5 separate regions of the Mus musculus genome follow, and regions 2, 3, 4 and 5 are each linked to region 1. The links are chromatin loops, found by intact Hi-C in ENCODE. Cell type or tissue: left cerebral cortex. All regions are shown on one strand. Links, peaks and the distances in the headings refer to the core of each region. The heading gives the core; the rest is flanking DNA.

Region 1 (6,229 bases), core at 385-5,384:
AGCTCTACAGCCAGGCTGTGCAGAAGGCCCCGCACAACGCTATGCTCTATGGCAACCGAGCTGCCGCCTACATGAAGCGCAAGTGGTGAGTGGGAACCGCAGGGGTTTCTCGGTCAGAACAAGGGCTGAAGCACCTGGGCCATGAGACCAAGTTGCTAGGGCATCCACAGAAGGTGGCATTGGCATCCCAGCTCTTGGGGCCTCTTGAACATAGGCCCCCTCCTTTCTACCTAAGGCTGAGGTAGCACAAGACATTTAGTGTGTGGGAGGGAGATTCACACGTTGCTTTGTTATAAGGTGTGAATGGAAGTAGGGATTAAGAGGGGTGGTGATACTAATTACTGGAGAGTTGAGGCTTGGGTTGGACTTTTGAGAGAAGAGTGGGACCTTGATAGATCCGACTGCAGAGCTTGGAGAGCTCATTTGTACCTTTATAAAATGAGTCTGAGGCTGAATGGCCCTGCAATCTGCTTTCTGGGTTCTTACACCCATCACTGGACCACATACGAGCTAGACCTCAGACATACACTGGCCTGTGATAATGGGATAGGCAGGTCAGGATCCTAAGATGCCCCACATCTGCAGAGATCATCAGTGTCCCAGCCCTGCCTGCAGCACCATCAGACAGGCAGGCAGGCAGACCCCATCCCCCAGCCAGGGCCAAGACTAGAGATGGATAGAGCTGGGCCCACAGCCATTTCTGCTCCGTCTGGCATCCGTCGGCTCTGCCCAGACAGACAGGCCAGCTGGTGTGCCATCGTCTGGCTGAAACTAGGCAGGCCTGGGGAAGCTTAAGGAACCCACTCAAGTCAGCAGGATGGGAGTGGGGGAGATGCCACACACAGAGCAGTTAGCTGAAGCCTCGGGACTTTCCCCAGGGATCAAGGGGCACCCACATTCAAAAGAGGACTATCTGGGGCCCAGCCATCTGAGTTGTGTCACCTCTGTTACACTGGTTGGGTAGGGTGTGACAACCCCTTCATCTTGACTTGGCTGAGAGCTCAGCTTCGTGTCTGTATTTTTGCTGAGAGAAGTTGGTGATTTCTGAATTCACAGCTTGTTTTCTGAGTTCCCACTGTGTGCTAGGTACTGGGGAGACAGAGTTCTATCACTCTGAGTCCCTGTGCCCCAGAGTGCCCAGCCACTGAACGAGAATAAACTCTCTGGCATAGTTCGGCATGAAATAGGAAAGATGCAGGAAGCAGTAAGTCTTGGAAATGGTCAGGTATAGTGCTGTGGGTTACCAAGAAGAGTTGAGTCACCTCAGCTCAGGATCAGGGAAGCCTCAGAAAGATGTCGTGTCTGAATGGGCTCTAAATGTGGGCAGCTCAGACAAGGAGATGAGGGGGAGGAGAGGACTGTGGGGAAGGACACTGCAGGGAGAGGAAATGGTGTGAACAAAGGCGTGGGGGCGGGGGACTGACTGAAGAGCCTGCCTCAGAACAGCAAATCCATTTGGCTGGAGCAGAGGGTTCTGGAAAGGACTGGCAGGGGATGAGTCTGTGAGGTAGCCTGGGGCTTGCCTGGAAAGGGCTTGGAATGCAGAGGGTGGCATTTGGCCTTGATTCAGTGTGTGATGGGCAGCTACTGGAGAGCTTTGAGCGAGGACGTGCAGAGGGCTGTCTTTTCAGGGAGATTGATCTGGCAGTACATCTAGGATGGGTGAGCCCTGGGGCCAGCCTGCTCTTTTTTTTTCCCCATCCCCACATGCCTGCCAGTGACCCCTAGAATGTCACGTTCTGTCCCAGGCCAGCCTCCCCAGGGCTACCATCTGCTCCTGGAAACAGACCACCCTCTGGTTCCTGGCTGGTCTCTGGTCTGGCTCTTGCTAGGAGCTCAGAAAGGGGCACCTTGCAGGCAGTAACTGGGTTTCCAAACAGCGCCTGCTCCTTCGTCATAGGCACTCGTTCTGACGCAGAGCACACCATCAAAGCAGCTCTGCTTCCTGCCTGCCCCACATTGCTTAGCTGTCGGTTAGAGTCTTAAGTGGCTACTCCAAGGGCTGGGTGCTCCTCCTGACTGTATGGCGAGAGAGGTCAGGAGACACCTGTGACCTGTGCCCTTGGTGAAGGGACCCTTGGCATTAGTGAGTGCTGCTTGCTGTAAGCATAGTAGACCCACCCCAGCCCAGTAGGAAGCGGGGAGGTTCAATCCCCAGCATTGAAAATACAAACATTTACAGGTTTCTAAAGGGGAAAGTGACTCTCATTGCTGCTTGGCTGTACAGATGAGAAACCAAATTGGGTTTCTGGCAACAGGGAGGTGGGCCTGGAAAAGAGGGCGTCTCCCTCTACCCCTCCAACAGAAAGCCTACACTCCCCTTTATCCATACTTGTCCATTGGAGAAAAGAGTAGAGAGGATTTGGAGCTCCTGGTGTGCACAGCCCCCTCACCATCAGCTTCCAGAGAGCTGACTTTGCCAGACAGTCAGGCCCCATCCTCCAGCCCCAGGAGGTGGAGGCCACAGCTGCTGCAGATCAGTCAGCCAGGACAGAGGGGGGTCTGGCTGAGGGCATGCTGGTCAGACCCTGAGTCCCTGGCCTAACACTTCTGGCTTCTCCAGGCCACAGAACTGTCCTTGAGGGCCCCCTGCCTTGGACATAGCTTTGAAGACCAGCAGGGGGATTTGAGGAGGTGGATGAAGGAAAAGAGAAGGAGGGCTTGGGGAGTCTGCGGTGGGCAGGATGCCAGGCCTTCTGCTGCAGAGCTGCGGGTGCCTGAGGTGAACAGTGCACAGTTGCAGCCTACGCCCAGCAGAGGGCAGCCCGACACTGCTCTTTACTCGCCAAGCCTCAGGCTCCTGGCTTGAGCCTCAGCTTACTCCTGCTCCCAGGGAGGGAGCAGTGGGCTTCGCCAAGGCTTCATCTCCTTATCTCCTCACCCTGAGGGTTGTCAGAGATGGCCTAGAAGTAGCCACAGAAGATGGTGGGAACCTTGTATCTGCCACAGGGCCTCTCTCACCTCTAAGCTATGTTCCTGTACCTTCTCAGGGACGGGGACCACTATGATGCCCTCCGGGACTGCCTCAAGGCCATCTCCCTAAACCCTTGCCACCTGAAGGCACACTTCCGTCTGGCCCGGTGCCTCTTTGAACTGAAGTATGTGGCCGAGGCTCTGGAGTGCCTGGATGACTTCAAAGGGAAGTTCCCAGAGCAGGCCCACAGCAGTGCATGTGACGCATTAGGCCGGGACATCACAGCTGCCCTTTTCTCCAAAAGTGATGGTGGTGAGTGTGTGCCCAGGAGACGCAGCTGTCCGTTCCCTACCCAGAAAGGCCCTGGCGCTTTGATCTAGAAGCCCTGGTTTCAGATGCTGATTATGAAACTCCATGGACTTAAGACAGTCTGACCCCTGAAACTCACTTTTCATGGCTGAAGAAGGAGACGGTCAGCATCTCCCAGTGAAACTCTGTTGAAAGTTAATGTTAGCATTCAAGGCACCAGGTAGAGCCCAGTCAGGCTGTGTGAGCTCTAGCTGGGCCTTCCCACCTGTCCCCAGACGGGCCTTGGCAGAGCACACTGGGCAGAGGCAAGTGCTGTTTGTTGTCTTTGTCTCAGTCTGGCCATGGGCAGCAGGCATGGTGTCTAGGACAGTGCCTTAGTTCTCAGCTTAGCTCTACCAGGTCGAACTGTGTGGCCATGGATCCAGCACAGCCTCCAAACCGGTCTTGTCTGCAAAGGGCACACCAAGCCTTCCCAGTGCCTCTGTAGATTTGTAGGACGAGCTGGGTCATGGTGACCAACTATGAGAGTCTCCAACTATGAGAACTATGTGGGATAGATCTCACTGGAGGCAGATAACTAGCCACGGGATTCGCTCATTCCATGAGTAGTGTTCAGGCTGACGCCAGCGATGCAAATTCCTACGGACTTCTCTTAGTTCTTGGGAGTAAACCTGGGGGCAGATGGCCTGGCATTGCCTGGTCTGGGTTGGAAACTGTAGCACAGGGGTAGAGGAGACACTGAGGGGGGGGGAGGGAAGGGAAGCCTCCCACCTCCCTCACATCTCTCCTTCCTCACCTCTTTCTCATCTCTCCTTGCTTTCGGCCCCAGAGGAGAAGAAGGCAGCTGGTGGTGGTGGTGGTCCAGTTCGCCTTCGAAGCACAAGTCGCAAGGACTCCATCTCAGAAGACGAAATGGTGCTACGGGAACGGAGCTACGACTATCAGTTCCGCTACTGTGGGCACTGCAACACCACCACGGATATCAAGGAGGCCAATTTCTTTGGCAGGTCTGAGGCCCTGAGCAGGAGGAGGGCACACATCCCAGTTGACAGCAGGGTTTGAGGGGTTGCGCCACGTGGGAGACATAATTTGAGGGTACTCGTGGTCTGGCACTGCCTCTATACCCTTAGGTTCCTCCAGTAGCCTCTGTTTGTTTGTCTGTACAGTGAAAGCAGCCACACCACTCGTGGAATCATAACAGACCGGGCTGAGCAGCATCAGTGCTGTGTTGGGAAGTTCCCTCTGCCCCTCCCCACTCTGTCCAGTGGCCCAGAGCTTGCTGGCTTTATCTGGACACTTGGAGCTTTTGTCTGCTCCTGAAAGGGAGGCTAGAACTATGAGGCTGGGCATCTGAGACCGTGCCCTGGGGACTAGGGGACACAGCCTGTGTTCTCAGACACTCCCACCCCAAACCCCACCCTTGCTTTGTTTATACCCTTTGGACTTACATCCAGAGGGTCTCTCTCCAAAACCCCCTCTGACTGTCAACAGTGTGAGAGGCCTATATTATGGATGAATGGACTTAGGATTTGCTAGTCGGCGTCCAAGAAGTTTTGGAGAGATAGATACAAGAGATGGCCCTACACCAGTGAGATAATAATGACCTCGTGGATACTGTCGTGCCACATTGGAGGGACCCAGACAGCACTGATGTTGGTTTTTTGTTGTTGTTGTTGTTCTGTTTTGTTTTTGTTTTTTGAGACAGGGTTTTATTGTGTAGCCCTGGCTGTCTTAGAACTCACTCTGTAGACCAGGCTAGCCTTAAAATCTCAAGAGATCTGCCTGCCTCTGCCTCCCAGGTGCTGGGATTGAAAGTGCACCACCATGCCCAGCAGCTGATGCTGGGTTTTCGTACAATCATGACTGGTATATGCAGCTTGGAAGTGGGAACTCATTTGCTTAGGAGAGTTCTGAGTCGAGGGTAGCCCCTTGACTGTGAGGAACTGAGTAGTCCCAGGCCTCACCCTTTCCCTCCAGCCTTTCCCTCAGCCTCAGTCTCCCTCCTGACCTCCCGTCCTTTGCCCCTCACCAGCAATGCTCAGTACATTGTCAGCGGCTCTGATGACGGCTCCTTCTTCATCTGGGAAAAGGAGACCACCAACCTCGTCCGAGTGCTGCAGGGGGATGAGTCCATTGTCAACTGCTTGCAGCCCCATCCCAGCTACTGCTTCCTGGCCACCAGTGGCATCGACCCTGTTGTGCGACTGTGGAACCCACGACCAGAGGTGAGGCCACAAGGAGCATAGGGCCTGCTTGGAGCTGGGCTTCAGTGCCAGGGAAGGGAGGGCAGCCGTACAGGCTAGAGACTGCCAGGAAAGATAAGCCGCAAAGTGGGAGCCCCAGGCCCTAGGAAGCTCTAATGCAGTGGACGTTTCTGGGGTGAGATTGGCTTTTGCATTCTTGGGGCGTATCCTTGAACTAGCCTTGAAGGCGAAATGCCCGTATACCAAGAGCAGGTGTGCAAGGGGAGGAACAGAACTAGACCAGCCTCGTGTGGGAACACCTCAGGCTTCATATGCTACTGCGAGGGGTCCTGCAGAAGCTGTTAAAGGATTGGGGGTGGGGGGTGCGTAGACTTTGGAGTTGATTGCTTTGCAATCTTGGGCACAGAGCACTTAGGCCAGTGTGGCCTCCTCTGCTCTCAATGCCAATGGGCAGGTAAGCCTTCCAGAGACAGCTAGCAGACTGAAGTCCACATGGTGGGTCTCAATAAATCCAGGACCGGTTTGCTGTAACTTTTATAAAGAGGACCCCTTTCCCTGGGGGAGAAAGTGTAAAGGGATGTTAGAGGTGGGGGACAGCCCAGCCCAGGTGAGGCACCCCCTGGCTTGTATTCCTGCAGCCACGCTTCTCCCCATGTGCCTAACCTTAGATACCCCAGTGTGCTCTTCTTACATGGCCTCATATATTATATCCCAGTGTGTGCCTCCCTCCTTAGCCCCTATGCATATGCCACAGCACTTGTGCCTCCCTCATGCCTGTCCCTCCACCCTGGTCCCTCCACCC
Region 2 (6,229 bases), core at 580-5,579, 240 kb after region 1:
GTCTCCCTTGAGACTGTGGGCTCTTCAGGGGCAGGGATCACATCTGTCTTGTTTACTGCTGTATCCTCTGACCCCGGAGCCTGGGCTATGGATGCTACATAAATATTTACGGAGTGACTCTGAGCTGGTCAGGGGGGCGCTAGGACTTAGATCTAGGCATGTTTGATTCCCAAAGGAGCCTGAAGACTCAGAGCTGCAGAGGAACCAGGACCTCAGTGAGCTGCATGGACCCCCAACTGCTGAAGGGTCCCAGGGACAGCAGCCACTGATCAGTGTCTATTGTTTGGTCCTGACCTAGAGCTGGATAGTTACGGCTTTTGCTCTATGGACAGGTTGCCATATTGCCCAGTACTGGTCCATGGGGAGAATGCAAAGCTGAATCAGGGATAGGGCAGTGTGGGAGAGTACATTCCTGTGGACCCCTGGGGTAGGCAGCAATCTCCAAGCCACTGACAGTTCTAAGCACCACCAAGGAGGGCAAGGCTGACCTGTCTGTTCTGCTCACGGCACCTCTCAACATCTGGAAAGGAATGCAGCCCACAGGAACTGCGTGCAGAACGTTGCAGTCCACATACACAAGCCTCTGCGTCCTCACAGATACCCAGGAGGCACTGTGTGGTTTATTATCCTGGTGCTACAGAGCAGAGAGGCCCAGAGCCCTTGTGAACCTCGCCTGAAGCCACACAGCTGCTCAGAGGCAGAGTTCTCAATTCTTTTAAGGCCAAACCCTCTTTCTCCTCTCAGCTCCTGCAACAATCCTTTAGCCACTTCTGCAAAGGCTCCTTCTAGAGCTGTGGTCTAATTTAAGGCTGGGAGGAACACTGAAATTATCTAAGCCATTGGCTTCTAAACCCTGAGCTCAGGGGAGCGGAGGAGCTGTGTAACACTCCAGATACCCAGGCCCTAGTCCAGGAGGGCCTGACTCACACATCTGAGGGACATCTGGGAAGCTGTCATTTTAATCTGCAACCTCCCCTCCCCCAGTGAGTACCCTGTGCTCTAGTTCCATTTTACAGAAGAAGAAGCTGAAATGGAGAGGTTAGAAGACTTCACTGTTCGTCCATTCAGGCTGGTCTTTATTTCTGTCCACTGCCCCGGGCTGCACCCTTCGCCTCCCCTGCACCTGCTAACTCAAGGCTCTCTCTCATGTCTGGCTGTGGACCTGTACCACTTCTAGCCCAGCTCAGCACTGCCCCTCTCCCTGCCCCCTTCTTCTCTATTTCCCACCCCCCCCCCATGTACACACACGCCTGCACCCCCAAAAGATCTCTCAATGTAACCTGGAACTCTTGTGTGCACCATGATGGCCTAATGGCAGCTGGGCAACCAAGGAGAACCTTGAACTTCTAATCCTCCTGACTCCATCTACCTACTCCACGTACCTAATGGTATATTACCACACCCAGCTTTTGCCATGCTAGAAACTGAACCTAGAGATTTGTGCACAACAGGCAAATACTCTACCAACTTGGCTACATTTCCAGCCCCTACCTTCTTCCTGGGCGTCAAGGTTTTACTCTTAGTCGTGGTTGGTCTGGAAATCACTATGTAGACCACGCTGATCGCACCCTTGCAGCTATCCTCCTGCCTCTCTGCCTGTGCTGAAGACACAAGCATGTACCACTCCACCCAGTGAGCCAGCTGGCACTGCTGTTCTTGAAGAGAGAGCACCTTCAGAGTGTGGAGGCAGCCAGGCAAGGGTATGCATTTGGGAGGCAGAGGCAGAGGCAGGTGGCTCTCTGAGTTACAGCTGAGCTTGGTCTACAGTTCTAGGACAGCCAGGGCTACACAGTAAGAGCCTGCCTCAGAGCACAACTCTAGGAAGTGGCTTGACCTGGCTTTTGGAGATACCTACACCAGGAGTCCCTCTCCTTCCTCACTGAGGGTGGGGCTGGCCAGGCCTTCCTGCCTTAGAGACCTCCCACTTGGGGCCCAAGGGCGTAATCTTGGCAGAAGAGACAAACCTCCTCTGCAGTGGCTGCTTCTGCTCCACCCACCCATGAAGACCTTTGGCCACATCCTCCCGACTGTCCACTGCTCTTTTGCAGCCTTAGGATCTGAGGGAAGCAGTTGGCTCCCTTCCCCACCACACCCCAACAGGCAGCCATTCTCTTGGCGTCTTCTCAAAGGTACCATCTAGCCCAAGTCTGTGAATGAAAAGTCAAAGGGTCCTCTGTCTGCTTGTCTGCTTCTGGGTCAGTGTCTGAGCTTGCCCACAGGGACAGCAGCTGGCTAGGAGGGGGGCCCCAACCTGCAGAGCAGAGTGCCGGGAAGCGCCAGCCCACATCCTTGATCCCCAGCCCCACCCTCCCCCACTGTGGCTGTGACCACCCCACCCCTTCCCCAGCCCTCCTCCCCTCTCACCCACCCCTAACCTCCCCTGGGGAGCCAAGCTGCCAGTCCCAGCTCTCACTTCCGGCCTCATGACCCTCTCTGCAGCCTGCGAGCACTCCCCTCCCATTTCCCTCAGCCCCCTCAGTCTGAAGGCTCCTGGATGTCCTTAAGCTCTTAGCAGTGGGAAACATGGCTGCTCTGAAACCTTCCTCAGGCCCTCTCTTCTCCACGGAGGCGTTACCTCCCAGGACTGCCAGCCCCCTTTCTCTCAGGAATTTCATGTTTCACTCTCTTGGTCTTCCCTTCCTTTTAGCCCCTAGTGCCCACCTAATTCGTAGATCTTCTAGCAAGCAGACACTTGCCCTAGATCCTAAGAAGGACCAGTCACTTGTTTTTTTTTTTTTTTTAAGATTATTTATTTATTACATGTAAGTACACTGTAGCTGTCTTCAGACACACCAGAAGAGGGAGTCAGATCTCGTTAGGGATGGTTGTGAGCCACCATGTGGTTGCTGGGATTTGAACTCTAGACCTTTGGAAGAGCAGTCGGGTGCTCTTACCTGCTGAGCCATCTCACCAGCCCCAGTCACTTGTTTTGCATTTAAATGTGAACACAGAGAGGCTTAGTCATGCCCTTAAGGACACACAGCCATGCCAATCAGCTTTGTTGTCACCTAAGTTTGGTTTTGTTGGGATCCTTTAAGTCAAATTGCTTCATCATCCAAAGATTCAGACTAGCCCTGGCCTCCTCAACTATCTCAACTACCACTTCTAATCTCTTTTCCCCCAGTTTGTTATCAAGATGCACTACCTCCCCTGACCACTAGGTGTCCCCCTGGAGCCACTGATGCCCCAAGGGGAACTGGTCCTGCCCCGCCCCCATCATCTCCCCCAACCCCAGAACAGTACAGCACTGCATACCCCACCCTACCCTATCCTCAGCCACACAGAGCTCCTTTGTACAGCCCCCGCCCACCCTCTTCCTGTCCAGAGTGGGGCACCTGGCAAGCAGGTCTGTTCCTGAACCGCCCCCTGCCAGCCCCTTGCCCCGAGTGCCAGGTGTGTAGGCGCCACTGCCAGCTCTCACTGAACCCGAGGGTCACCTCATTGGCAGCCCTCCCTTCCTCCCTCCGAGGTCACCCAGGGACTGTGCTTTCCGCCCCACTCCACCCCCATTCCCTCCTGCCCTTGGCCCTTCCAGACTCCTGTCCTTGTCTTTCCTTCTGTCTCCCAGAGGACTCCCTCTTCCAGTACCACTAGCACCTCCTCCCACCTCTCTCCCGCCCCCGCCCACATCCCTCCCCAGAGAGAGCCAGTTCGGCCACGCCCCTCACTGCCGACCAGGTCGGAAGAACTCCTCCCCCTGGAAAGTCACTGTTGAAAAGGAAGTGACTTCAGCAGTTTGGCCACAAGGCTGGGCATTGCTGAGCCCAGCGCAGCCCAAGTCCTGCCCAGCCCACCTCCAAAACACAAAGGGAGCCATGTGCACATGCCACCTCACCTTGTGCTCAGAACCCTGAGCACACACAAACCCACCCAAGGGTGTTTGAGTCTTGGTCCACTAGTACCCTGTGTGGTAGACAGCCCAGGATACCCACACCTGCATAGGATCCATAGCCAGCAGTCACCACTACAGCACACATGTGAAGCTCTTAACTATTCCCCCCACATAGGCCACTTATGTAACTCTTGCATACACAACCCTGTGCACTAAGGACAGAGAGCCCCACACACCTGCTTGCACACAGACCCAGCACAGCACATTTACAGCCTCACATCCTCCTGCAGCCCTGCCTCCCCACCCTTCCCATCCCTGGAGGCCCAACCCCCATGCAGACCTCAGGAATGCTCCTTTGGAAGTTGGGTGGGGTTTCCAGCAGGCTAAACTCTAAGGAGCTTCCTGGAGCCTGAGGCTTCATGTGTCAGTTCAGGGAGTTGCCTCTATAGGGCAGGGCAGCCCCACCTGGCCTCTGTGGCTGGGAGCCTGGGTGGGCTAAACCTGGGCCACAAGAAAGATGGGTCCTGCCATGGCCTGCCCTGCGGCCAGCTGCCGGGCATGCAATCACACCTGGACTACCATGGCCTCTCAGCTCTGTAGAGGAGTCCTGGGGAGGTCAGCTGCATATATCAGGCACGCTGGCTTCCACCTCTGCCCTGAATCCTGGTCACCGTCACAACCCATCTCTCCGCCCAGTTCTCCAGGTCATGGAGGCATAGGGAAGAGTCCTCAGGCTAGGAGGCAGGATGCTAAGGGACTCACTGTGCCACATGAGCCTCTATTCCCTTCTCTGGATAATGGGGAGTTCGAATAGGCTAGATTAATGTCTCTCTCTCTGCCTAAGCTAAGAGGCGATCTTTGTTACACTGGCTCACAGTTACCTGCGCAGGCTCTGCAGAGGCTGGACTCAGCAAGAAAGGGCTGTCTCCACCAGCATCAGCTTCTCCAGGGTAGTCTTTGCAGAGGCCTGAGCAGTGCCACTCCCCCGGTCACCTGGGACCCTCGGCACTCACTCAGCTGGCTTGGCTCTGGGGTCCAGGCCGATGGGTAGACAGTCAGGCAACCTCCCCATCTGTAGAAGCAAACACAGCACACCAAAGATAAGCATAGATGGAGCATGGACGGAGGAGTCAGGCAGAGGGCAACTGAGCCAGGTGGGCATGCTCCACAAATACCAGTCCTGATCTGACTTTACCCCACTGCAGAGGCTCAGTACCTACCTACCATCCCACCTTCTTTCTTTGAACTCTTTAAAAATGCAATGACTTGGAATGGAGAGATGGCTCTGTGGTTAAGAGCACTGGCTGCTCTTGCAGGACTCTGGTTCAACTCCCAGCAACCACATGGCAGCTAACAGCTGTCTGTAACTCCTGTTCCAGGAAATCGGACATCCTCACCCAGACATACACGCAGGCAAAGCACCAATAATACGCATGAAATAAAAATAAACGACTTTTAAAGTTACTTTTAAAAAAGACTTAATTATATTTTAAATGTTTTGCACGCCTGGTGCCCACAGATCAGAAGAGGGCGTCAGATCCCCATGGAATTGGAGTTACAAGATGGTGGTAAGCTACCCTGGAGGTACTGTGAATAGAGCCCAGATCCTTGGAAAGAGCAATAAGTGCTCTTAAGCCCTGAGCCACTTCTCCAGCCCCCAGTCCCTGTCTCTTACATCCCAGACTCCTGTTGAGAAGCAGTATCTTTGCAAGTCTAGATACTCACACGTGTGCACAAACAGCACACCAGAGAAAGTGGAGGGAACCTGGCCTTGGCTCAACTCCTTATCCTGTCTACAGCCTATATATTCTTCCCCATTTTCTCACCCCTAAAAATGAGGAGTGACATCTTATGAAGCAGAGAGACAGCTCTGGGGCTGGTAACTGTACAAGTCTGAGTCGCTGTCCCTAGAGGAAGAGGAAGGTGTGCCCACTGCCATGGAGGTGTATGTGGAGCTGGCACCTGCCCAATGCCAGCAGCAACTGGATATAGCTCTTGTTTTTAGATACAGGGTTTGTTTAGGTCCCCCTAACTGTTCTGGAACTCATTCTGCAGACCAGGCTAGCCTAGAGATCCACCTGCCTCTGTCTTCCTAGAGCTAGGCTTTGAAGTGTGCACCACCACCCCGTCTGGTTTCTTTAATAACCATGGCCTACCTTGCCACTCCAGTTTCCTGCCTAGTAGCTGGCCCCATTGTCTGCACTGAGGCCGGGGAGAGTGGGGGAGTTTAAGAACCAAGCATCACAGAAGCTTATAGGTTCTAGTTACTTGGGAATGTGCATTGGTGAGACTCAGTCATCTGTGTAGATACACACATCTGTATGTGGGTTGCTGGGGCTACTCTGCCTGTCAGTGTGCATCTCTGTGTGTCAGTGTGGGCAGCAGCATGCTTAAGAC
Region 3 (6,229 bases), core at 462-5,461, 64 kb after region 1:
TCATTAAAAATAAGATTTAAAAAAATAAAAAATTAAAGTTACACCAGGACCCCCTGTAAGCCACTCACCTGCAGCGCCCTCTGAGAATTTACCCAGCATGCACTCTTCCAGCGCTCCTCCTCCCCGAGGAGGCAGAAGGTAGCATAATAAACAAAGATGCAGCTACTGCTGAAGTCTTCAGACTCTACAGGACCTTCCCAGATACCTGGGAGGAAGAGGAGACTGAGATGGTAGGGGTTTGGGCTGGCCCAGCCCTCTCACTTGGAATTCACCCTACCGAGGAAGCTCCTGTAAATTCTCATTCCCATGCCAGAACGCAGACTCCTGTCTCCCCACTGCTCTGTAGCAGTCAGGAGTGGAAGAAGTCCACCCCTGCACCTGCTGCCAATCCAAACTGGCCTGGGGCAGGGGAAGCCAGGGAAGTGCAGCTAGGGGCTGGATGGGTGTGAGGGCTGGCTGGACCCTTCCCTTCTCTTTGCATTGTGGGGAGGGGGCTTACGGCTCAAATGTGACTCCTCTGAGTGAGTTTAGCCTATGAATAATGAATGATAAATCCAGTTTCTTCATTAACTTTTGTTGACACTCAACTCATGACAAAAATCTCGTAAGCTCCAGGGAAGATTGGAATGAATATATATATATATATATACTGTCGCCAGTTACCCATTTAATTTGCAGGTTAAGAACCCAGGTATTAGGGACTGGCGAAATGGCTCAGTGGGTAAGAGCACTGACTGCTCTTCTGAAGGTCCTGAGTTCAAGTTCAAATCCCAGCAACCACATGGTGGCTTACAACCACCCGTAGTGAGATCTGATGCCCTCTTCTGGCGTCTGAAGACAGCTACAGTGTACTTATGTATTATAATAAATAAATCTTTGGACTGGAGCAAGGAGGGACTGGGTGAGCAGAGATGAGCTGATGACCTGAGTGAGTAGGGTTGACTGGAGCAAGCAGAGGTCCAACTCCCATCAACCACATGAAGGCTCACAAACATCTGTACAGCTATAGTATATATATACTTACAGAAGGAGGAGGAGGAGGAGGAGGAGGAGGAGAAGGAGAAGAAGGAGAAGAAGGAGAAGGAGAAGAAGGAGAAGAAGGAGAAGAGGGAGAAGAGGGAGAAGAGGGAGAAGAAGGAGAAGAAGGAGAAGAAGGAGAAGAAGGAAAAGAAGGAAAAGAAGGAAAAGAAGGAAAAGAAGGAAAAGAAGGAAAAGAAGAAGAAGAAGAAGAAGAAGAAGAAGAAGAAGAAGAAGAAGAAGAAGAAGAAGAAGAAGAAGAAGAAGAAGAAGAAAAAGAAGAACCACCAAGATATTTAGAGCATAGATGTTGCCCCCAGAGGCCTCAGCTGGATTCCTAGCCTTTTCCCGTGGCCTTTTTTCCCTCTCCCAAGCCAAGTCGTCCTCCAGCTCTGGAGCTCTGCTCTTAGGACAGCCCAGTGGTGTGGCAAGCTCCCCAATCCCAGCACTCGGGAAATGGGATCTCTGGGAGTTGGAGGCCAGCCTGGTCTACAGAGCAAGTTCCATCGCTATGCAGGGAAATCTTAGGGGGGTGGGGTGGGGTGGGGGTGGTGCTTGCTGCTCTTCCAGTATCTTTCAGATGACATATGTCCAATACTGTGGATGTCACTTCCCACGGTCTTCTGGTCTTCTGCCTTGTCCATTCCTAACCTCTGTCTCCACCTTCTGCCTTGCCCCATCCAGTGTCTCTTCTAGGGTGCAGCCTGTTATTGTTTTGTTATGTTTTTAGCTTAAAAATAGGTGAGAGAGGGAGAGAGTAGAGTGTGTGTGTGTGTGTATGCACGTGTGAGTATAGGTGTCATGTGTCTAACAGAGAGAATGTGTGTGCATCAGTGCGCAGATGCTCGAGGACTCTAGACAAGCACGTCAGATCTGCTGCAGCTGGAGGTAGGGGCAGTTATGAGCTATCCAGTGGGGGCGCTCCGCAGTCAATGCTTGCTTTTAACCATAAAGTCACTCTCCAACCCCATGCCGCTTGTTATTGAGACAGGGCCTCCCTGGGCCCACTCTGGGCCCCTAATTTCAATACCTCTGCCCCCGGCCTCCCAAGTGTTAGGGTTACAGGCAAGCACTTCCACGCCTCACTTATCTTTCTCTTATTTTTTTATGTATATGAGTACACTGTAGCTGTCTTCAGACACACCAGAAGAGGGCACTGGATCACATTACAGATGGTTGTGAGTCGCCCCATGTGGGGTTGCTGGGAATTGAACTCAGGACCTCTGGAAGAGTAGCCAGTGCTCTTAACCGCTGAGCCATCTCTCCAGCCTCTTGACTTATCTTTCTAAAACTAAGTCTGACCCAGACCCTTTTCTGCCTAAAATTCTTCCATGGCTCCCCTTTGCCCTCCATGTCAGTAATGCAATGTCCTCTATGAAGTGGCCTTTGCAAAGATTCTGGGTTCATGTTTGGCTCTCCCACGACCCCTAGCTTACTTTCCTTAGCCTTTCCTCTCTCCCACCTCCTCCTGCTCGCCTTTATTTCTACCCGCAAAGTACTCTGCACTCACAGACCTAGAGAATGTTCACAGAGCCTTTACTTTCCTCCAAATAACACCTCCTCCATGAAGCCTTCTCAGACTTCTGGCCCTGTAGGAGCTGTCCTGTCAGGTATGCCTGGCTTCAGTGGACTCTGGCTCCCCCTAGGGAGTTAGAGAGAAGTCACCACCGGGCTTTGCCTGTTGCCTCTTTTTTTTTCTTACCCCCTGGAGTGTCCAAAAAATGGGAAAGACTGGAAAAGTTCTTGAGACCTGGGAAAGGGGGTGGTGGTGGATTGAGAAAGGCCCCCAAGTTGTTTCCCAAAAGCCTCCACCCAGATTCTGGAACAAGTAAGGGACCGAGCAGTCCTCTCAGATCCTGGGACCTGGGGAAGAGGTGCGCACTATAGAGCTATGAGGAGAGGCTTACATGCCTGGAAACTTCCACCACCCCCGTCTGGCCTGATTCCAAGTTCCTCACTCCCGTGGACGCCTCCTTAGCCTCTTAGCGGCAGAGCAGGTGGCTGATGTCCTGCCCAGAGATAAAGGACCAGGTGTCAACTGACTCTGAGGTCTGAGTACCCTAAGGGAGGCCCCATGAGCCAGCATGGGGCAGAGCCAGCCCTTCTCCAAATTATTATTTTTAAGATTTATTTATTTTATGTATATGAGCACACTCTAGCTGTCTTCAGACACACCAGAAGAGGGCGTCAGATCTCAATACAGATGGCTGTGAGCCACCATGTGGTTGCTGGGAATTGAACTCAGGACCTCTGGAAGAGCAGCCAGTGCTCTTAACCACTGGGCCACCTCTCCAGCCCCCGCTCCTCCAAATTCTTACTACTCCTTCCAATGTTGGCTCCTCCGAGGGCACTTACAGCCCTAAGTAGCTGAGAGGGCCCAGCCCTAGTCTGTGCAAAAAGTAAAGTCAGAGGGTAGACTCTCCCTTGGGATCCATCTTGCCTAGGGAGCCAAGGTAGCCCTGGAATTCCAGAGGCAGATGTCCTGTGTCCTGCCCAGTGCTCAAGACAAAAGGAAGAGGAGGAGAAGAAGGAAGAAGAGGAAGAGGAGGAGGAGAAGGAAGAAGAGGAAGAGGAGGAAACAGAATTTGGTGTTCTCACCTATTAGCATCCTTTTCTGGCTCTGTATTGGGGACAAGCAATTGTTCCTTTCTGAGCCTCACAGTCCTCTGCAGTAAAACATGAACAATGCAATCTACCTGGTACACCCCAGGATCCTGGGCACTCTCCCACTTGGAGCCTGGTGCAGAGGCGGTTCCCACGTCGTCATTGTCCACACTCAGCACCTGCACCCCAGTGTCTTAGTCAGTGTTCTATTGCTGGGAGGGGACACAATGACCATGACTACCTTTCCTATTTGTTTGTTTGTTTGTTGAGACAGGCTTTTCTGTGTATCCCTGGCTGTCCCAGAACTCACTCTGTAGACCAGGCTGGCCTTGACCCCACAGAGATCCACCTGCCTCTGCCTCCTGAGTGCTGGGCACGAAGGCAGCAACTCCTGTAGAGAATCATTTAACTGGGGAATTGTTTACAGTTTCAGAGGTTTAGCCCACAATCACCATAGTGGGGAGCACGAGGTCACAGAGGCACGGATGCTGCTGGAGAAGTAGTTTCGGGCTACATCCTGATCCTAAGACAGAAAGATACACACAAAGGCATGCAGAGGGAAGACAGAGTTGGGTTTTTGAAACTTCAGAGCCCACCCCCAGTGACACACCTCCTCTAACAAGGCCACACCTCTTAATCCTTCTTAAATAGTACCACTCCTTAATAACTAAGCATTTAAATATATGAGCCTATGAGAGCCATTCTTACCCAAGCAGCCACATCCAGCCTCCACAGGCTACCTTGAGGGCCCTCTCTGCCAGGTCCCTGGCATCCCTTACCTTGAGAACCTACAGATCTCTTCTCTCTAGGACTTCTTGGGACACCTGAATAACTGGGCAGGGGGACCACTTTGCTGGCTTCCAGCTCCAGCTCCCTGGGTTCTACATGGAAACACAGGGCCAACGTGCACAGGGCGAACATATCTCCTCCAGACTTTTCTGCCATTCCTTCTACCTCCTAGATTCTAGATATCAGGACCTCCTGAGATGCTGAGGTTCTGTGGTATTTATATCCTATTTACATATGTTGTGATATTTATATCCTATTTACATAAATTTACATGAAAAGGCCAGATTACCAAACTCTCTCACCCTGCTTCTTGAGATGAGGAGAGAATGAGTGGTTGATGTGGTGAGCATTTGTAGGACCCTACCTGGGCATCTGGGGTGACCCTGAGCCCTCAGGCAGGCAGCCCTTTAAATAGGAGCAGCTAGAACAGTAGGGCCCATAGTAGACCCATCTTGTGGGGTCTACTAGAGGTGGGTGCCAGCATAGATGGACCAGGCTGTGGGGGAAATAACTTGAAGCAAGACTTCTCCCCATTGTCTCCCAGAGGCACACCACCTCAACTGGAGCCAGCAGGGTTTGGGGCATTTCCTCCCTCAGGCCTCAGAGAATTGGTATTGCCTTGTGTAGCTCTGCCTCTCTGTGAAGGTCCAGCCCCATTGCTGTCTCTACCGTGTGGTCCTTGTGAACACTGTTAATAGTGGCCACCCTTTATGGGTTATCTGTTGCATTCAAATGTCACTCTTAGTCGTGTGTGTGTGTGTGTGTGTGTGTGTGTGTGTTCACTCACGATGCAGAGGCTAGAGGTCAGTATTGAATATCTTCCTTGATCACCCTTTACATGACTTAAAACACATTTTATTCATTAACTTATTTTTGAGACATGGTTTCAGTTACATAGCCCTAGTTGACGTGGGACTCCCTGTGTAGATCAGACTGGCCTTGAACTCACAGAGATTTGTCTGCCCTCTGCCTCCTGAGTGCTGGGATTAAAGGTGTTCACACCATTGGCCAGGGCACACTTGCCTTTTATGTGAGAGCAGAGGGTCCAAGCTCAGGTCTTTATGTTCACACGGCAAGCACTTTACTGACTTTTTCATCTCCTAAGACTCCCCTACTCTACTCCTAATCATGGGTCCTGCTACAAAGCACTGGCTAAATGGGTAGGTTTTGTTGTTTTGTTTTTGTCTTGTTTTAAGATGTATGTATGTATGTATGTATGTATGTATGTATGTATGTATGTATGTATGTATGTATGTATAGGAATATTCTATATGCATGCCTGCATGACAGAAGTGGGCATCAGATCAGATCCATGGTTGTGAGCCACCATGGAGTTGCTGGGAATTGAACTCAGGACCTCTGGAGTAGCAGCCAGTGCTCTTAGCTGCTGAGCCATCTCTCCAGCAGGCCTAGGGATGGTTTGATTACAGAGCACGTGCTTGGTATTCCTGAGGCCTGGGTTTCAATCCCAGCATTTGCAAATGCACACACATGTGTACATACACATGAACAAGAGAGAAAAAAAAAAAAGAGGCTCTCCTTAGGCATGGTGATGAAAACCTTTAATCCCAGCACAGATGAGGCAGTGGCAGGCAGATCTCTGAATCTCTGGGGCCAGCCCAGTTTATCAAGTGAGTTCTAGGTCAGGGCCAGCCATGGCTACATAGTGAAGCCTTGTCTCAGAAACAAAAGGAAACAAAATAATGTGCCTCAGAGAGAAGCCATGATTTTGCTGTACCACAGGGCCACAGAACTTCCAGCCACACCCTGTGCAAAAAACTCCACCCCACCCAGAGAAAGAAGTACCCTCAGGGACGTG
Region 4 (6,229 bases), core at 435-5,434, 350 kb after region 1:
CGCCAGTAGCAGGCCTGTCTAGCGTTTCATTCCCTGAACTATAATACAACAGCAACAACAATACTTAGAAGACATGGTCTATAGGCTGAACGGTTGATGGTGGGTGAGGCAGGTGGGTAGTCAGAGGACATTACAGTTGCCTGGCATGGCAGTGGAAATCAGACAGGACTTATGGAGCCCCTTCAGTTTCAAGGAACTGTTCTAGGCTTTCTGGGAGCAAATGCTGCTTATCTGCCTTAGGAAAGCTGATTAACCTCTCTGTGCTTTGGTGGAACGCCCAAGAATACCCCGGAGGACTGCTGTGAGGGTTAACATGTGCAGGAAGCTGGATGTGAGGACTGGGAGATCAGTTCTGAGGTGAGAGACTGATAGTCACGGCTGGTGCTCAGGCCTGCTTCTTAGTGTCACCAGGGCTCCTATTTCCTTACTGGTCTTTTCCTCCCCTTCCTCTTCCTCTTCTTCTTTTGGAGACAGGATGTCTCTGTGTGTGACACTGACTGTCTTGGAAGTCCCTCTGTAGATCAGGCTGGCTTCAAACTCACAGAGATCCGCCTGCCTCTGCCTCCTAAGTGCTGGGATTAAAAGGCCTGTGCCACCACCGGGCTTCCTTACTTCTTGTGCATAAAAATAGTGATATGGTAAGGCAGTGGTACCAATACCTGTCTGTGCACTATAACCACCTGGACAGTTGCTTTGCTTGTCTTTGTTTTTAATTCCAAAGCCCAAGCTGTACCTGAGACTTATTAGACAGCAACCTCTGTAGTAAGAACAGGTACCAGTATTTTTGATGCCTCCAAGTGGTTCCAGGAAGAGCACTGTGGTAGTGAGAAACAAGGCATGTGGCTTGGGCCCATCTGCCTGAAGGCACCCGTACTTTAAGAGGAGAGGCCTGTAAGAGACACTAGCTTGGGGTGGGAGGTTCAGAGAAGAGACTGTGGACTCCCGGAGGACTGAAAACACTCTCCCCTCTTTCTCTGGGTTAGGATCTGGGGTGCTTCTGGCAGAGGTGGATGCTGAAAGCTGAGCCCCCTGTTGACGCAGAGTTCCTGCTCCGGCAGGTAGGATGGCTCAGTGGGTAAAGACACGGGTGACCAAACCATAGTAGGAGGGAATGAGCTCCTGTGAGCTGTGCTCTGACCTCCAGAGGAGCGAGACAGTGGTGAGGCAGAGGCCCAGACACACACACACACACACACACACACACACAGACTTTGTGACACAGCCGTGTTGTGTCAGGAGTGGCAGCCCCCCTGCTCTCTGCTCAGGAAAGGTTCCAGCAGAGTTCTCTGTCCCTGACCTTGTTAAGGACGCAGGCTTCTCCATAGGTGTGACAGGAGACACAACCCTGGACAAACAAGCTGTATGCCTGTATGCGTAGGGCAAAGGCAGCCAAGTCGCCCAGCTTGGGCTGTGTGGTTATTTGCATGACCAGCCTGGCACTTCCTTGGTGCTGGCTACAGGGACGAGTCAGCTCAGTAAACAGATCCTGTAAGGATTGCGGCAAAGCTTCCATCTGGAATCATTTGTTTGTTCCGATAAAGAACCTCTGGATCTGGATCGAATCGCGTGTCCCGTGTTCTTGTGTCCGGGAGCTCACCAGCCCTCCCCTCCCCTCTCCTCTCCCCGCTCCTCCGCCCCACTCCCACCCCCACAGCCTCTGACAGGGCATTACGTCTTCTGCTTGCACAGTGGGTGCATGCAGTTGGGAACAAGCTGGGGTTTTGAGGCCGAGAACTTGGGGCTGGGTTTCTCTATCTGAGTTTCTGAGGTCAGGCACTGAAACCTGGGTACTTGTGGCTAGGTGCTTGGACTTGCTGTCTGTATGAGCAGACAGACCTGTTCCTGCCCCTGTCTCTTCCGGGTAGCTTCACATTAATGACGCTGTTTGTCCTGCCTGTCTATCTTAGGAGATGGCAGAGGCTGAAAGGCAAGAGAACGCTCTCCCTGGCCTCTTCGCCTGCCTTCCTGGGACCCTTCCCTCTCCTCACCGGGAGGCCTGGGCGTCCTAGTCTTCCACCCCTCCCCCCAGCCATCTGCTTAAAGGACGTGGCTCCTCAGTTCTTCACAGGAAGCCACAGGCCTCTTCTGCTTCAGCAACCTCCGCTGCTGCTGGCCCAGGCCCCTTTCCAGGTCAGCTTAGTAACGCCCGGTTCTCAGCATTTCCCTGTACCGCCAGCCAAGAAGCCTGGGTGGCGGTGGCGTGTTTCTCTCTTTCTCCTCTAAAACCTTATGGCTCTGTCGGGGGGTGGGGGTGGGAGGTGCATAGGCTGTGAACTTGAAGACAGACCTGATGGCAGAGAGGGTCCTGAATTGTGGAACTAGGGGTTTGGGAAGGAGAGCAGGAGGAAGGTCCTTCAGAGACCCTGGGAATGATCACTCCAGCGTCCAGGCTTCCTGCTGCAGAGCAGAAGCCGAGGTCCATTCATTTCAGTCTCGGAAGACTGTGGTGGAGACTGCCCCAGGGAGGGCTTTTAGTAATTGCGGAGCAGCTCAAGGATAATGAGGGCTGATGAAGTCTAGCCCGGGACTACAGTGCCACCTGGTGGTCATGTTCGTACACTGCACCATGAGATTGTGGCGCCAGCCTTAGGAGGGGCTGACTGTTAAAGGGTACCAGGGCCTGGAAGGAAACTCCCTAGATAAAGGGATTTGATGAAAGGTCAGGACTAAGTCAGCTGACATGGTATGCCTGTAGTCAAGTGCTGGAGGAGCCTGCGGCCGAATTGTTGAGCCGAGGAGTTCAAGGGCAGCCTGGTCAGCACAGCAAGAACTTGACTGCAAGGTGCTGGAGAGACGGCTCAGCAGTTGCTGCTCTTCCAGCAGACAGAGTTCCATTTAGTGACTCACAGTGACCTGCAGCTCCAGCTCCGCCCTCTTCCTGCCTCCCTGGCACACACCCATCTTTAAACCTTCAAGCTAAAAACAAAGACACATCCTCTAACGTCCACACTTGGGAATGACACTCTTGGTCTGGATGAGACTCCTTTAGCACCATTTGACAGACGAGAAACCTGAGGACCAGAGATGACCTTGACATTGTCTTACAGCAAGACAGTCAGAAACCGGGGTCTGAATTTATTTTATTCTATTTTATACTTGGGATGGAGCCCAGAGTCACTGAGGTCTAATTTGGGGCTCGTCTTAAGATGTAGCTCCAGAGTAAAAAGCATTCTCTGTTAGTTTCTAGTCACCCCCTTTGTGACCAAACATGGCACTGCCCAGCACCAACCCCACTTTAGTCACCAAAGTTGGCACTACAAGATGGCTTTTCCCCAAAATAAACTCTGCTCTGAAGCAAGAGGATCTGAGAAGGCCAGGGGTTACAGAGCGTGTGCGTTTGCTCAGCAGACACTTTAGAAGAGGAAGCCCAGGGGGCTGGAGAGATGACTTCTTGGTTACAAGAGCTCCCTGGTCTTCCAGGGGACCCGTTAAGTTCCTAGACCTCACATCAGGGAGTTAACAACTGTCTGGAACTATAACTTTTCTAAACCGCACACATGCACACACTTAAAAACAAAATCTCATAACTGGGTAGTAGTGGTATACCCCATTCAATCCCAGCACTCAGGAGGTAGCTAGCATATCTCTTCGAGTTTGAGGCCAGCCTGATCTACAGAGTGAATTTCAGGATAGCCAGGGCTACATAGAGAAAGCTTGTCTCGAAAACCAAAAACAAACAAAACAAAACAAAGCCTTATAAAAAGCCAATCGCATTAGCAGAGGAAACCTCCTGGCTTTAAAGAAAGCAGATTTGGGACCCTAAAAACGCAAGGAACTTGTCAGGCTGCAACCCTGCAGCAGGGCCATGACTCAGTGGTGTGTCTGTCTGAAGGCCACTGCCAGAGACAATTCTAAAAGAGACAGATGTCACGTGGCCCTGCCGCTGCTGTGTGTCATCATGTCGTCTGGTGCTGTGTGAACGTAATAATCAAAACCCGTGAAGACAGACAAGGGTAGGGGTTATCGAAACAAATGGGGGTGAAGAGAAGGCGAACAGGAAGGAAGAGGGGGCCTCGTGGATTCACTCTGAGCTGCAAGTAGGCAGGAAGTAGGTTCCTTGTGCGGTGGGGTCCTTAGCGCCTGGTACAGTGCCTGGCGTGGATTGATCACTCAGTAAATGTCTAGGGGATGAAGGTGAAGAATTAAGCTGCATTCTGAGAGAGCAGTATGCGGCCATCGTCAGGGTAATTCAGCCTGAGGGATTGCTGGGGACTGGGACTCAAAATCCAGCAACCCCAATCAATACTCAGGAGGCCGAGGCAGGAGGAGCATCATGAGTTTGTGGCTAGCCTGGGCTACATAGTAAGACTCTGTCTCAAACACTAATTAATTATGCGGTTGGAGAGATGCCTCAGGGAGTAAGAGCACTCTCTGTGCTTCCAGAGAACCTGGGTTCAGCTCCCAACATCCATACAAAAGCTTATAGCTAGCCATCAGTACTCCAGTTCCGGGGGATCTGACATCCCCTTCTGGCCTCCTTGGCCAGTAGACACACACACACACACACACACACAGTGCACAGACGCACACTCAGGCAAAAACTCCTCCCATATGCATAAATTAAAAAATAAATAAATAAATATTTTTTAATTATTAATTAAGGTATATATATATACATATATGTATATATATTTTAAACTAGACTTGTGGGAGTAGAGCTGTACATCTTTCTTTGATGATGTCCACGGGAATAAATGGATAGGGGCGCCCCAGGACAGAGTAGCCCTAATTAGATGCCAATCTTTGGGAGAAAGGGAGAAGAACTCTGAGCCCCTGGGAGCCATGCCTGGCTGCAAAGTTAGATTTTTGAATTCCCAGGTTGCTCCCTGGTTATTTCCTCCACTCCCTCATGGTGGCGGCGGCTGACATTTACTGACTGCTTGCTGTTTGTCCATACCATGGCCAAGCCTTTCTGTGCTGTGCCTCTGCCTCATGCGTACGTCTGCCAGACATGTTTCTCTGGGGACAAGCCAGTGGTGGCAAACAATTGCCATCTGCAGAGGTGGCCCTGAAACCGAGGCCAGGCTGGAACAAGCAGGGTGGGAAGAGGAGGTGACTCAGGAAAACTGTGAGTTAGCAGAGGCCTCAGGGCAGCTGCCTCCAATCCGTCCTCACTGGTGCTGCCCCGGGGGCTCCAGGTTGCCTAAACCACGGTTCTTTGGGAAGCAGCATCTATGGGATACAGGTAGATGTCTTCCAGCAGTGTGAGTGTTCACTGCATGCTTGGGAACCAGAGAGCCCACTCAAAGGTGGACCCAATTGGATGAAATCCATAAGGTGATTCTTCCTCTTCAGGGTTGGATCCCCCCACCCAACACACACACACACACACACACACACACACAGACACAGACACACACACACAGACACAGACACACAGACACAGACACACACACACACACAGACACACACACACACACACAGAGACACATACAGACACAGACACACAGACACACACAGACACACACACACACACAGACACACAGACACAGACACACACACACAGACACACACACACAGGCACACACACACAGACACACACATACACAGAGACACACACAGACACAGACACACAGACGCACAGACACAGACACACAGACACACACACACAGACACAGACACACACACACACACAGACACAGACACACACACACAGAAACACACACACACAGACACACACACACAGACACAGACACACACACACACACACAGAGACACACACACACACAGACACACAGACACACAGACACACAGACACAGACACACACACACACACACAGAAACACACACACACAGACACACACACACAGACACACACACACAGAAACACACACACACAGACACACACACACACAGACACAGACACACACACAGACACACAGACACACACACACACACACAGAAACACACACACACAGACACACACACACAGACACAGACACACACACAGACACACAGACACACACACACACACAGAAACACACACACACAGACACACACACACAGACACAGACACACACACAGACACACAGACCCAGACACACACACACCTTTGTTTTTTTTTGAGACAGTCTTGATATGAAGTTAGGCTGGCCTGGTCTTGAACTCTGGATCCTCCTGCCTTAGCCTTCCAAGTACTGAGATTACAGGCATACATCACCGTGCCTGTGCTGTTGCCGTTAGATTTATCAGGTCTTTTTGACCTTTTCCTGCCTTGGTCTGGCTACTG
Region 5 (6,229 bases), core at 392-5,391, 89 kb after region 1:
AGGGGGCAGTGTGTGTGGGGTGTCTGTCCGGAGTCAGAAGTCTGGGAGAGTGTAGGGGAAATGAGTTCCCAGGTGTTACCCTGGGAATGTCGAGTGGGGGCTGGCAAGAAGCTGCACCGGCTTTGCCTGGGGGCGGAGCTTGAGGCTGGCAGTGCCCATGAATCGTGAGGGGTCTGGGAGCTTCAGGAACCAAGTCATCGTGTCTGGTGGGAGGGAGCTGACTGCTCTTCTTCTTGACGTGTTTCCCTCCCCTATTCATGAGCCTATTGAGGGCACACCTTGAATCCTGTGCTTCCCCTATTCACTTATGGTAAGCTTTGATTCACTTCTTTGACCACGTGTGGCCAAGAGGTCTTCAGGACTTAGAGGAATGGAGGGGAGGGTGAAGGGACACAGAAAAGGGATCACCGAGAAAAAGGGACCCCTGTTTAGAGGCCTGGAGGCATCAGAGGACAAAAACCACAGGACATGAATTGGGGGTGTGGGGTGTGCAGGACATCCGTACCCTACCTGTTATCCTGACAGCTTTCTTTTCTCGAAGGGCCTCCTGTCAGGATACGGGCCTGCCAGCATCTCATAGGACCTTTCTTCTACAGGTACCATGATGTGGGGAGCAGGAAGCTCTATGGCCTGGTTCTCAGCTGGCTCAGGCAGTGTGAACGTGAGCAGCGTGGACCCAGTAGAGGAACCCACAGGCCCAGCTACACTGCTGCCCTCTCCCAGGGCCTGGGATGTGGTGCTGTGCATCTCAGGCACCCTGGTGTCCTGCGAGAACGCGCTGGTGGTGGCCATCATTGTGGGCACTCCTGCCTTCCGCGCCCCCATGTTCCTGCTGGTGGGTAGCTTGGCCGTAGCAGACCTGCTGGCAGGCCTGGGCCTGGTCCTGCACTTTGCGGCTGACTTCTGCATTGGCTCACCAGAGATGAGCTTGATGCTGGTCGGCGTGCTAGCAATGGCCTTCACTGCCAGCATCGGCAGCCTGCTGGCCATTACCGTTGACCGCTACCTTTCCCTGTACAATGCTCTCACTTACTACTCAGAGACAACGGTAACTCGGACTTATGTGATGCTGGCCTTGGTGTGGGTGGGTGCCCTGGGCCTGGGGCTGGTTCCCGTGCTGGCCTGGAACTGCCGGGATGGCCTGACCACGTGTGGTGTGGTCTATCCACTCTCCAAGAACCATCTGGTGGTTCTGGCCATCGCCTTCTTCATGGTGTTTGGCATCATGTTGCAGCTCTATGCCCAGATCTGCCGCATCGTCTGCCGCCATGCCCAGCAGATCGCCCTCCAACGACACCTGCTGCCTGCCTCTCACTACGTGGCCACCCGCAAGGGCATCGCCACATTGGCTGTGGTGCTTGGCGCCTTTGCTGCCTGTTGGTTGCCCTTCACTGTCTACTGCCTCCTGGGAGATGCCGACTCTCCCCGTCTCTACACCTATCTTACCCTGCTCCCAGCCACCTACAACTCCATGATCAACCCTGTCATCTACGCCTTTCGCAACCAAGATGTGCAGAAGGTGCTGTGGGCCATCTGCTGCTGCTGTTCCACTTCCAAGATTCCATTCCGGTCCCGGTCCCCTAGTGATGTCTAGTTTCATCCTGGTGAACCTGTGGCTTTGACTACTATAGAACTCCAGAGTGTTAGGTCCACCAGGGCTTAATTCCAATCCCCAGCTCCACGCCCTTAAGACCCAGCTGGTTCTGGAGTTCTAGGACGTTGGGTGTTTTAGGATCTTATTCAAGATTCCTGCGGGGGGCCCACCCCAGCTGACCGCGTGGCTCTAGAATGTTCCAGATGGTCAGGGTCCCACTCGGAAATGTCTCACAGCCCAAGTGGTTTGCAGTTCCAGAAGGCTGGGAATTTTACAGTACCATTCCAAGTCCTTGATCTTCCTTCCCAGAAACTTGACCTTGATCATGTCGCTTTTGAATTTCGAAGCTCCAGAGTCAGAGGTTAATCACTTAGTTGCCTAGATGAGAGAAAGATTTATCTCTATATATGTGGACATACAGAGAAGGTTTATTTATTTATTTATTATTTATTTATTTATAAATTTGCTTATGGGTGGTAAGGGGGAAAAAAGAGACCTACACCTAGAAATCTAGCTCATATCAGGGTATCCTCAGCCTCCATGACCCCATTTCTGACCTCAGTTTCCGAAGGGGGCGGGATGGAAAAAGAGAAACCACGTATTTTGTTATTTTTGCTTATTTTTTATCAGAGAAATCATAGAAACCAGAGCCTCCTCCCCAGGCCCGCACTGCTCGGGTTTGCAGGGAGAACACACCAGCCTCTGGTTTTTTATTTTTTTAAGAAGCCATCACCTGAGCAACCGAGAATTCCTCTGCGCTGAGGCCCGGCTTCCCTCTGGTGGCCATTTGGGGGAATTGCAAACCGACAAGGCAGTCGGGATTGTAAAATGCACCCCCATCTCTCACTCCAGCCTGGCTTTCAGCGCCACAGCCATGGCCTGGGGGCCAGGCCTTACCCTGAGGTGCCCGAGAGGAGGCGGGACAAGAGCCAGTACCCCCACCCCTCTGCCAATCGGGTTATGGCCCCCAGTGCATTCCTGTTCAGTCCCCAACCCTACTCAATAAAAAAAAAATGGTTTTTTTGGATAAATGCTTGTGTCTGTGCATTTGCATAGTGTGGAGTTGAGCCAGAATAGTGGGACCCATAATGCATCTGGGAAATTAGTATCCCTTGGACCAAATCCTGGACATCAACTTGCAAGAACCTCCCTATCCAGGGACGAGAACCAGGATACTCCTCTTAGTTTGAAGGTCCCCACAGCTTGTCCACAGTAGCCAGATCAGGGCTTAGGCATGCAGAACATGTTTGTACCATGCAAGTTCCCTTCACAGCAATAGCTGCCTTCCACTGTGTTTCCTCTGGGCTACATTGTGCTAAGGGTACATGCCTAGCTAGGATGGATGGCACAGGCTATCTGGTCTCCACCTTAAATGTATGAGAAAACTGCTGAGGTCATACAGCTAGAAATACAAGATAGTATTCAAACCTGGAACATCTGTTTCCAAAACCTGTCCTCAGTCTCCTGGACAATGACTTTTCCTGTTTGTTTGTTTGTTTCCTACCCTGGAGCTCAACCTTCTGGACCTTGCCTTATGTCCTTGGGATCAGTGGCCCACATTTGGGAGGTGGTCGCATTGGAGAGCTGGTGTTCGCAACTGGACACTGGAACTGCAGGGGCTTAGGAAGGGAGGAAGCTCATCGCAAGAGCAGAGGCAGCGTCAAGGGAAGCTCTGAGCTGGGGCCGTACACGCCTGCATTCTCTGTGTTGGAGAGGCAGAAGCCAGAGGAACATGAGGTACCAGGCCACCCTCAGCTACACATTAAGTTCAATTCCAGCCTAAGGCACTTAAACCCTAGCAACACCGTAGCAAGGGTGGAGAAACAAGAGTTAAGAGCTGCTTCTACAGAGGACCTGGGTTCAATTCCCACTACCCACATGGGGGCTCCCAACTGCCTGTTACTCCAGTTCCAGGGGATCGATCCAGCACTCTCTGCTGGGGACAGATACACATGTAGACCAAACACTCATTCACATAAAATGGAAAGGCAAACAACGGTGGCAGTACGTGTCTATAATCCCAACCCTAAAAGGCCAGCTTCAGCTCATAGCAACTTTGAGGCTAGCCAGCTATGTAAGGCTCTATTTCAAGAATACATACATACATATGTACGCCCATACATACCTACGTATGCATGCTCTGACTAGGTCAGCCGGAAGGAATGGTCCATCTCATGAGAACATTTCTGCCCACGTTACAGTTCTACCATCACACAGCTAGAGAAACTGAGGCCCCAAGATGAGCAGCTTGGTCAAATTCAGTTGTGTCAGGTCTGCTGGGACCACAGTTCTATCTCCATTCCCCAAGTTCCTGCTCTTTTTCCTAGAGTTCAAGACTCCTCTCTAACAGAGGCTCCAGGGTCCAACTCGCAGGCACACAGTGAGGGATGCCTACTAGCTCAGGCCGAGCCTTGACTGTTCTCTCTCCTCACCTTTTTTTTGGAAGGTCCCTGGGAGGAGCTCTTCACTGGGCAAGCTCCTGCTCCAAGCCAAACTGGAAGCCAAACAATTCATAGACTAGCGCCTCGGCATAGGCAGCAGGGCAGATGCTCCATGCTTGAAGAAGATGGATGCTGGATATAATGGCATGTCTATTCCCAGCACTGAGACATTAAAGCAGAAGGCCAGAGGCTCAAGGCTGGCCGCAACTACATTGTAAGTTCAAGGCTATTCTGGGCAACATGAGACTCTGTGGCACACGCCTTTAATACCAGCATTCAGGAGGCAGAGGCAGGCAGATTTCTGAGTTCAAGGGCAACCTGGTCTACAAAGTGAGTTCCAGGACAGCCAGGGCTACACAGAGAAACCCTGTCTCGAAAAAAAAACCAAAAAACAAAAAAGGGCTGGAGAGATGGCTCAGCAGGTAAGAGCGCTGACTGCTCTTCCAAAGGTCATGAGTTCAAATCCCAGCAACCACATGGTGGCTCACAACCATCTGTAATAACATATGATGCCCTCTTCTGGTGTGTCTGAAGACAGCTACAGTGTACTTACATATAATAAATAAATAAATCTTTTTTAAAAAAGAGAGACTCTGTTTCAAAAAACAGATAAACAAAAAATACAAAAGAAGAAGGCTTTGTGAATAAGTTGAGCACCGTGACACAGACCTGTAAATCCCAAAGTGCTATGTAATTCCAGTTACTGAGGCAGGAGGATTGCAAGTTCCAGGTTTCTCTGGGCTACAGAAACTCTGATAGTAACAAGCCATCACCTACTCCCTGATGTTCTTGCAGATAGCTTAATGTCTAGTAGAGGAACTAGAAAAAGGTTTCCAATCATTACAGTTAGAGCTGAAGAGATGATGTAAGCAGTTAAGAGCACATACTGCTCTCACAAAGGAACTGAGCTCGCTTCTCAGGACTCACACTGGGCAGGGCTCAACTGCCAGAAACTCCAGCTTCATGGGATCCAACGCCCTCTTCTGACCTCCACCAACATCTGTACTCACACAGCCACATGCCCATACACAGATAGCCATACGTACAAACAATTAAAAATAAAATATTTCCAAATATAAAGTGGGCTGGAGAGATGGCTCAGCAGTTAAGGGCACTGACTGCTCTTCCAGAGGTCCTGAGTTCAATTCCCAGCAACCACATGGTGGCTCACAACCATCTGTAATGGGATCTGATGCCCTCTTCTGGTGTGTCTGAAGACAGTGACAGTGTACTCGCATACATGAAATAAATAAATTACATACAGTTATTTAAAAAAGAAAAACAAATCCAACCCTGCAGTGTTAGTGACTGAAACCTTGAATAAAAATAAAATTGGGAAAGAGAATAGATGAGTAATTGTAAGATGAAAGTAAAATAAAAGCCTTCCTGGAGGCTGGGGTTATAGTTCTGTTGGCAGAGTCTTTGCCCCACATGCACAAAGGTTCAATCCCTCCTGTGTGCTCCTGCTGGTCTGTGTCTGTGTCTGGGTAGTCGGCCCCTAGCTGCTCTTCCTCTACCCGATTTCTCACCCCATGCTTGGTTCTACCATCAATCTAAATGGTTTGGAGACACATACTTGTAATTGAATGATCTGGGAGGTGGAGACGAGATGATCACCAGGTCATCTGAGGTTGCATGTGGCGTTTGAGGCCAGCCTGTGCTACGGGAAACTCTCCAACAACTTAAGAAGGAAAGAACGTCCTCCCAGAAAGGTCACGTTTATGGTCAATTGAGCTGGGATTTGAACCCAGGCCACATCTGCCTCCAAATCTCTTTCTTTACTGATTTAGGAAGTAAGTTTTGGGAGCAAGTAAAAAAAAAAAAAGGTTGGCCAGGCATGTGGGGCCCTGTGCCGATGCTAGGGGGAAGCTGGTTTCTCCAGGTTGAACGTTACTGTCAGAGGTGGCGCTGTACGGAAAGCATCTTCATGCTGAGTCCCTTGGATCCCAGTGAAGCCTCTCCCAGATCGTTTTCTGTTCTAGGTGGGTACAGCTGGATCCTGTGCATCCTCATTCCACGCTCCCTGCTCGGGCTCACAGGAACCTACTCCTATCCTTTGTCTAGGAGTCTGTGTTGGGCCTCACCTGTGGCATTTGGGAGAGCCTGTGTGTGCAGTGGACTAGATTGCTCTTCCTTTCTTTGAATTTTTTTTTTATAAATAAATGTATTTATTATTATAAATAAAGCTGTCTTC

What was found. Hi-C counts contacts between places; a loop is a spot of excess contacts. Peaks named below come from ENCODE experiments on the same cell type or tissue, not always from the same donor. Only the 100,000 strongest peaks of a DNase experiment are listed, where the experiment ranks them.
Region 2: it touches region 1 in a loop (2.8-fold over the local background); 4 of 42 quality-filtered maps call a loop at or near these places.
Region 3: it touches region 1 in a loop (5-fold over the local background); 19 of 42 quality-filtered maps call a loop at or near these places.
Region 4: it touches region 1 in a loop (3-fold over the local background); 18 of 42 quality-filtered maps call a loop at or near these places.
Region 5: it touches region 1 in a loop (6-fold over the local background); 27 of 42 quality-filtered maps call a loop at or near these places.

What each region holds. Positions count from the first base shown.
Region 1 is chr4:133,294,417-133,300,645 of GRCm38, reverse strand. It overlaps Wdtc1 (WD and tetratricopeptide repeats 1), which reads left to right. Exons shown (of 16, transcript NM_199306.4): 12 at 1-85; 13 at 2,991-3,226; 14 at 4,053-4,230; 15 at 5,256-5,448. Among named protein-coding and RNA genes, the nearest start is that of Tmem222, 20 kb to the right of the region's middle. In left cerebral cortex, for the core only: a CTCF peak has its summit at 2,730 (motif pointing right); DNase peaks (open chromatin) are centred at 729, 1,395, 1,868 and 2,749; H3K27ac peaks cover 3,267 bases.
Region 2 is chr4:133,053,688-133,059,916 of GRCm38, reverse strand. It overlaps Ahdc1 (AT hook, DNA binding motif, containing 1), which reads right to left. Exons shown (of 7, transcript NM_146155.3): 3 at 4,714-4,904. Among named protein-coding and RNA genes, the nearest start is that of Gm26615, 27 kb to the left of the region's middle. In left cerebral cortex, for the core only: a CTCF peak has its summit at 3,142 (motif pointing right); DNase peaks (open chromatin) are centred at 1,703, 3,188, 3,788, 3,943 and 1 more place; H3K27ac peaks cover 2,631 bases.
Region 3 is chr4:133,230,181-133,236,409 of GRCm38, reverse strand. It overlaps the pseudogene Fcnc-ps. Among named protein-coding and RNA genes, the nearest start is that of Map3k6, 7.5 kb to the left of the region's middle. In left cerebral cortex, for the core only: CTCF peaks have their summits at 832 (motif pointing left) and 2,648; DNase peaks (open chromatin) are centred at 2,657 and 2,946.
Region 4 is chr4:132,942,014-132,948,242 of GRCm38, reverse strand. No RefSeq gene overlaps it. Among named protein-coding and RNA genes, the nearest start is that of Gm36518, 16 kb to the left of the region's middle. In left cerebral cortex, for the core only: CTCF peaks have their summits at 2,541 (motif pointing left) and 4,828; DNase peaks (open chromatin) are centred at 1,698, 1,983, 2,530 and 3,307; H3K4me3 peaks cover 383 bases; H3K27ac peaks cover 1,118 bases.
Region 5 is chr4:133,205,732-133,211,960 of GRCm38, reverse strand. It overlaps Gpr3 (G-protein coupled receptor 3), which reads left to right. Exons shown (of 2, transcript NM_008154.3): 2 at 597-2,621. The coding sequence starts at 602. The coding sequence ends at 1,594. Among named protein-coding and RNA genes, the nearest start is that of Gpr3, 3.7 kb to the left of the region's middle. In left cerebral cortex, for the core only: CTCF peaks have their summits at 2,365 (motif pointing left) and 4,560 (motif pointing left); DNase peaks (open chromatin) are centred at 1,554 and 2,355; H3K4me3 peaks cover 5 bases.